2 separate regions of the Homo sapiens genome follow, and region 1 is linked to region 2. Evidence: chromatin contacts called from ENCODE Hi-C or POLR2A ChIA-PET data. All regions are on one chromosome and are shown on one strand. Each heading gives the region's core, a stretch centred on a gene start or an enhancer-like site at or near the end of the contact. The rest is flanking DNA. Distances are from core to core; before and after follow the strand shown.

Region 1 (3,466 bases), core at 252-2,751, 660 kb before region 2:
AGATTTGGGTGTATAATTGTGAGAACTCATCAGGATCCAGGTGAAAATGAGACCAGTAATTAAAGGGCTGGGTCAATGTATCATTATTATTTAAGTTAAATGGGTACATGGTCTATGTAAGCTCTTGTCAACTGCCTTTGACAGCAGTTTTCATATACAGTAGATTTAGCCCTGTCTTAACGGAAGCTTTTCTTTTCCTTTCCTTTTAATTTTATTGTTGTTCTTGTTGTTGCTTTCTAAGCTATGTGGGTGAAAAACAGCATGAAGTTATAACAAAATGTATAGCAAAAGCAGTAACAATGAGAAAGAGTCCATGATGGATACACACACATTGCTGGAATATTTCTCAAGTATTTTGGGGAGTGGCTGTGAGGCTTCTTTGGCAGAGGAAAAGTGGAACATGTGCTTTTCCATGTGTGAACACTGTGATTTGAAAGGTCCATTATGATTCACTTCCACTAGAAAGCAACTGCTTTCTAGCTGGTGTAGCCACAGAGTTTTGAAAATTCACTTAAATAGGTGTATTGCAGACTCCTGACATCTGTTTTGGAGATTCAGTTGAGTGTTGGGAATTTGCTTGTTCACAAGTGACATGGAATGAGTTATTCTTATGAGAGTGTTGAACTCTATTCATTTCTTTAAGGTTGTGGATTAAGTCTAACAAGAAAAGACTTAAAATTTTGAACAGTCATTTGCTGTGTTACACACACACATAAATTTGCACTGATTGCATTCTTCTTAATTTCAAAAACTATGAATGACAATTTTACTTTGCCTAGTAAATCAACTTTACTGAGGTACCCTCAGGCATATTTTGTTGTATTGTAAGGCTTTCTTGCTAGGTATTTGCAATCTTATTGTGTACTGTTTTTCAGTGAGCTTTTAGTTTTTGCCCATAGTTTTACCTAACATATCCTGTGTCTCTGTCTTTTTGTGCACTTCTGTTCCATCTCTGAGTATTAGTTTTTGTCTACTCTTTTTATCATTATTAATAAGTTATTTTCACTTCTCTAATGATTTCAAACCTCAATGATACTAGAAGTATTGTTTCCTATCACTTTCAACAAAGGTCATTTGTAGCCAGTTCTTCAAACAAAATAAGTAACTAGGACATGAGTCTTTCACTTTTTGCTAGTTAGTTTTCAATTTACTAGGTACTGACATAATGTGGCATTTTCACAGGTTGCTTTTTTAAAAAAGTGAAAGCTTTGTTTTAATGGTTCATAACTATTATAATGTTTCTAAATGACAGAGCAAAAAAAGAATTACCACAAAATAAGATTAGTGTGGATATCCTGAACTGGAAATCATTTGAAACATTTCATGGCTACATTTTGTGCTAAATATAAAAATAACTGTGTTTCCCATGTGTGAGCATCAAAAGCCCCAGTTGGAAAATCACATGGTATAGCAAGTAGGTCACTATTGATGGTAGAACATGAGACAGGAAATGTCACAGCTAAGATTAGAGGCCCAAGCACTATGTCTCACCACGCTTGCTGCATTGGTCGTCCAAAGAAGTGGAAGGACTCAACAGGGCTGAACTAACTGTAGACCAACTGGAAAATATTAGCCAAGACAACCTTTTAATCGGCCATTCCATTTGTTTCTAGATAACTCACTCTCCCAGTTAGGCAAAAGAATTGAGCTGCTTGGGTTTGCACATTGGCAGACCTCTGAATGCCAATTAAAATGGCAGCTTTTACATTCTAAAAGTATCCATGGGAAGCAATAATCAACTATATACAGTCATAGCTGTAGATTCACCTGGTGTTTGAAATTGTTAACAAGGAATAACCAACCAGTTAAAAATGAATTCTCTTAAAATCTTATTTATCTTCATATTTGAAGGTGTGATAATATAGGGATGTGGGGGAAAACTACACTTTTAGGGAATCAGTTTCCTTTTCCTTTTCTTTCCAGGCAACATGAGGAAGATTTGTTATTTATATGTAGGAATTTTTACCACAGAAGATACCTAATTTTTGCAAACATACTTGCATAGTCTAATCTTTAAGCAAAAGACTAGGAAAAAAAGCAGTGCTCTGCTGCATACCCAAATGAGAGACAATACCTCATTTTTTGGGCTCAGACCAAGATAGAGCCTTGGATTGTGAGCATAGCCATCCCCTCATGCTAGATTGAGCAGTTGAACACATGCCCAAAGAGCTTGAGGTTATTTGGATGAGTAGGTGGAGGCATGCCGCGATGACTGCATTTGGATCAGTCATCGGAGCCTTATTCATTCACTTCCAGCATTAGTCCTTCACAGAAGTATCCTGGCTGATGGATTCAGTGTACCGAGTGGATAGTTTTATTGCTTAAATCTCAGAGATCTTCCTAGGCTTACATTTTCAAAAGTCTTTAATGCAGATTAAAACATTCTATTTTGAACTAGGATTATTTCATGCAGGGTATCACTTTTAAGAGAGGAAGTTAGTAGTATGAAGGCTCCATGGAAAAAGTATTTTTTATTATTTATATTATTTTTGTGCAGTAAAATGTGCATAACATAAAATTTAACATCTTAAATCATTTTTAAATGTACAGTTCAGTGGTAGTAAATACATTCATAATATTGTGCAACCATCACCACCATCCATCTACAGAACTCTTTTCATCTTACAAAACTCCCAAGCTCCTAGCAACCGCCATTCTCCTTGTTGTCTCTGTGATTTTGACTACTCTACCTCATTTTGGTGGAATCATACAGTATTTGTCTTTTGTAGCCAACATTACAGTTGGTATAATGTCCTGAAGGTTTACTCATGTTTTAGTATATGTCAGAATTTCCTACCTTTTTAAGGCTGAATAATATTCCTCAGTGGAAAAAGTATTTTGACAGTATTTTTAGTCTTTATTCCATCTCCAGCTTAAATACAGAGCATAGATTTTCATGCTTGATCCAGGGATAGTGTGTTGGGAAAGGGATTGGAAGCTCGGCTCTCACAGACATTCCTTCAGAATGAACATTCTGGCAGTAAGAGGCCTGTTGGCTTCCAATTGGAGAAAATGCAAGAGATGTGACAGTTGGGCCTGGATGTGCCACTGTGGCCTGGTTCTCGACCCTCACAAAAGTGAGCTGGTTTGTGGGCCATGTAGGGTTAGCTCATTTTCTAGGCTTCTGTCAGGGAATGTGAGTTGACAGAGGTTGGTGGAAACTTGCTGGAAAATATCCAGGAGTGTACAAAATACTTTTTTGCTTTGAAATGAAACAGGTTGATTTTGGTTGTCCTTTATAATTTCCTAAATGTTTGAATAACTAATAAATATCTAAACCTTTATGTGCCTTGTGTAACCCCTTACCACCTTATGAAATTGGTTACCTAATTGTAGTTACTGAAAAGTTCTTTGACCTTCAAAGATTTCTCTATGAAGTCAGTGTAAATGACCGAATGGCCAAGTCTTCCATTCTGCTTCAACCCCACTCAGAACCCTGAGTGGTCTAGGCACTGTCTCTGACTGG
Region 2 (3,795 bases), core at 729-3,228:
TTATTTACAGCTCTCCTCCAGAATTTTTCTTGTCTCATTTTACTGTTCTGATATGGTTTGGCTGTGTCTCCACCCAAATCTTACATTGAATTGTAATAATCCCCACATATCAAGGGCAGGGCCAGGTGGAGATAATTGAATCTTGGTGGCTGTTTCACTCATGCCATTCTCGTGGCAGTGAATAAGTCTCGCGAGATCTGATGGTTTTATAAATGGGAGTTCCCGTGCACACACTGTCTTGCCTGTCGCCGGGTAAGACTTTACTTTGTTCCTCATTCACCTTCCACAATGATTGTGAGGCATCCCCAGCCGTGTGGAACTGTGAGTCAATTAAAACTCTTTCCTTTATAAATTACCCAGCCTCGGTTATGTGTTTATTAGCAGTGTAAGGACAGACCAGTAAAGGGCTTCCTCATCCACCTGGTTGATGTAAAAGCAATTTAGGTGTTGTTGATTTCTCTCATGCCCTTGTTCCCCACGTGCAGTTCATCAACAAATCTTATCAGCTGTGCCTTCAGAACACATCCAGAATTTCAGTGCTTCTCTCCACTGGTATTCCTATTACTAGTCCAAGCTGCCATCTGTTATCTAGACTATTGCAGCAGTATTCCAATTGCTCTCTTCCCACTTGTATCACCTCTACAATCAGGATCCAGGATGATTTTAAAATTTAAAAATAAGAAAAAAACCATGTTACTCTTCCCTTTAAAATCTCCTAATTTTCTATTTCACTAAATTGCAACCTCTGGCCCTGCTCAGGTCTTTGCCCATATCTCCAGCCTCATTTAGCTCATGCTTCCTTTCATTGGTTTTTTTCCTAATCTGCAATATACCACACTTGTTTCTACCCCTGGATCTTTGCACCTGCTCCGCCCACTGACTATATAGCTTCCTTTCTGGCTCTTCTTGTCATCATTCAATTTCAACTCAAATGTCACCTTCTCAGGGAGCCTCCCCTGACTACAATGTCAAAAATAATCCTGGCTTGTGCAGAAACTATTACACCTCTCTGCTTTATGAAGTAAAAGAGTTGTCACTCTATCATTATCTTGCTATTTTTTTCCTCTGTACATTTCTCACAGCTAGAATGCAAATTCATGAAAGCTTATATTTTTTTGCTTTGTTCAACCCTGTGTCCCTACACCAATGTGTATCACAGTGCCTGGTACATATTGTTGCTCAATAGATATTTGTAGGACTGCTATGGTTTGAATGTGTTCCCTCCAAAATTCAAAGGTTGCCAGTGTGATAACAGGTGAGGCCTTTAAGAGATGATTAGGCCATGAGGGCTTCTCCCTTGTTAGTGGGATTAAGGTCCTTATAAAAGAGGCTTCGTGAACTGTTTAGTTAGTTTGCCCCTGTTCCTCCTTCCGTGTGAGGGTGTGGCCAAAAAACCCACATCAGAAGCCAGTGCCCCGATCTTTCCCAGCCTCGAGAATGGTAAGAAAATACATTTTTTTTTTTTTTTTTTTTTCATGAATTACCCAGTCTCAGGTACTTTGTTATAGCAGCACAAAGAGACTAAGACAAGGATTAATAAAATGTTATTTGTCTTGCTCGGCTTTCTAGCCATTTCTATTCGATACACATTTAAAAATAAACATTCATGAGGATAAACACAATGCCTTGGAGCAGATTCCAAACACATAAACTCATCAGAAAAACTGAAATGAGATTATCATCTGCACAGGATTTTTTAATTGCAAAAATCCTGAGGATAAAGAAAGGATAAAACAGTTTAAGAAATTGTCAAATGCTTTTCCATTGAGGCAGTGGTAGCTTAAGAGTAATCTGATATTTAATAATATGACTTATTATTTAACTGATATAACATACCAAATAGTTGTGGTACATTCTTGAAGTCATTGTTTCCGGGAAAGGACAGGGATCAAAACCACAAACGGCTAAATATGGCTTTTAGGAACTGGTCAGACCATTCTTTCTTATCCAATCACTCATTGCCAATGAGGCCACCTCTTACAGTGGATTTTCCTCTTCTAAATATCTGCACTGAGAAAGTAAAAGGCTAAGGGAAGAGTACTCACACAACTTCCTCTCAATATCCCTTCAGAACGAGCCTGTCTGTTATAACCAAAATCCAAGGAGAAGCTGCTAGACTGATACTGAACAAAATATCTATTTTGGTGTGATGTAACCCTTTCCTACAAGTTGGGGAGAGGTCGAAGAGAAAGTGGATAAGAAGGAAAATGAACACACTGTATACTCAAAGGAAAATAGACATTGTACCACAAAGTTCCATCTTTGAATTCTTGGCACCATCTAGTGGATAATGAGTCCTAATTTAGAGACCAGTTATTTTCTTAAATGGTGGTTCTCAAACTTTCTTAGTATGCCTCACAATTGCACAGAACTTGTACAAATACCCCACACCTATACATTCTGATTTTATAGGTTTGGTGTGAGACTTGGGCATCAGAGTTTTTTTTAACAAGCTTCCCAGGTGATTCTGTTTTAATTGATTGTGAAATTCAACTATCTCTTTGGAAGTTAGCTTTTTGTTTGTATGATATTCCCTCTTTCTTTTCCCCTTGTAAAAATATTTATATGTATATTTTACATTGTAAAATCAAAGTGAACTGTGAGCAACACTATTCTGAAGTTTCTCTAAGAATTAAGTGACATATTCAAGTAAAAATAGGTGAGTGTGAACTTGGGGGTGTAGTGGGATAGCCCCAAACACATGTTGCAAATCAGTGCTCAAGTCAACCAATATCCAACTAAATATGACAAACGTCATTTGTAATCTGCCTATTTCAGGTATCATCTTCCAATTGCTCATTATCTGCTATCCACTGATTTTAACAACTTAAACTTTTTAACTTCTCATTTTGAACTCTTACAAGAGCTACTTCATCATTTCATCCAGATCGAACTATAATGCAATTAATCAAAATTAGAAAACTAACACTGACACAATACTACTTCATACACAGGCCTTATTCAAAATTTTCAGCTGTCTTTCTAGGCTGCAGTCCAACCCAGGGGCCATGTTGTATTTTATAAGCATGTTTCCTTAGTCTCTCCAATCAAACAGTTCCTTGGTCTTTTTTTTTTTCCCCCGTCAATAAATTTGAGGAGTACGGGACAGTTTTGTTTGTTTGTTTGTTTGTTTTAAGAATATTCCTCAGTTTGGGTTTTCTGATGCTTCTTTCTGATTAAATTCAGGTTTTGTATCTTTGGTAAGATCGCCACAATGATAATCTTTGTGTTGTTCTCAGTGCATCAGATCAAGAAGCACACGATGTCAATTTCTTATTGATTTAAGTTTTGATCACTTGGGGTTATAGAGGCTCCTTGGGTTGTTCTCTTACAAAATAATCCTATATCAGGTGGTTCTAGAGGAGATGTTTCTGATTGTCTTGTAAGTTTTTCCTGGGAAGACACAGTCCACGGATAAATTTAACTGAGATAACATTGTTTGAAAAGATGATTTATGGAGGTTCAGGGTTTGCATAAACAGCTTAGGAGGTCCAGGATATCTGTGCACTTCCTAGGAGACCTTTTACATCAGACTTTCTGTGGCTTCCTAAGGAAATGGATATTGATGTTATGACCTCAGACAGGGAGCAGCAGGTACAGCTGGCACATGGATTCACAAATGCTTGACTGGCCCTCTGATTTCAGCTGTGACTATACTGGACAATTCTCTGCAGGCTTCCACTTATTTTTAGCTGAGATTGTCTCACTTCAAGTGCTTCATCTAATATCTCAGGTATTAGATTAATTTATTAATCTAAAGAAAATATAAAGAAATTAGATTTTTGGTGCTGTAAG

The links. Hi-C counts contacts between places; a loop is a spot of excess contacts on that map. ChIA-PET counts read pairs that join two places held with the same protein, here RNA polymerase II (POLR2A). Pooled maps may share reads with other maps.
Region 1: a loop to region 2 is called in a map with no recorded cell type, with 2.6 times the contacts of the local background. The contact joins two enhancer-like sites. A Hi-C loop is called at or near these places in 1 of 168 maps with a recorded cell type or tissue (HepG2), 2 of 37 single-sample maps with no recorded cell type and 2 of 50 pooled maps. POLR2A ChIA-PET finds 5 or more read pairs at or near these places in 1 of 52 experiments (OCI-LY7).

What each region holds. Positions count from the first base shown.
Region 1 is chr5:127,010,070-127,013,535 of GRCh38, reverse strand. The region is part of intron 1 of MARCHF3 (membrane associated ring-CH-type finger 3); the gene reads left to right. Among named protein-coding and RNA genes, the nearest start is that of MARCHF3, 19 kb to the left of the region's middle. Within about 2 kb of position 1,501, at least 3 of the 41 ENCODE cell types and tissues checked have a DNase peak (open chromatin) inside an H3K27ac peak, as active enhancers do.
Region 2 is chr5:126,352,579-126,356,373 of GRCh38, reverse strand. All of the region lies in intron 1 of LOC124901056 (a long non-coding RNA gene), which reads left to right. Among named protein-coding and RNA genes, the nearest start is that of GRAMD2B, 69 kb to the left of the region's middle. Within about 2 kb of position 1,978, at least 9 of the 41 ENCODE cell types and tissues checked have a DNase peak (open chromatin) inside an H3K27ac peak, as active enhancers do.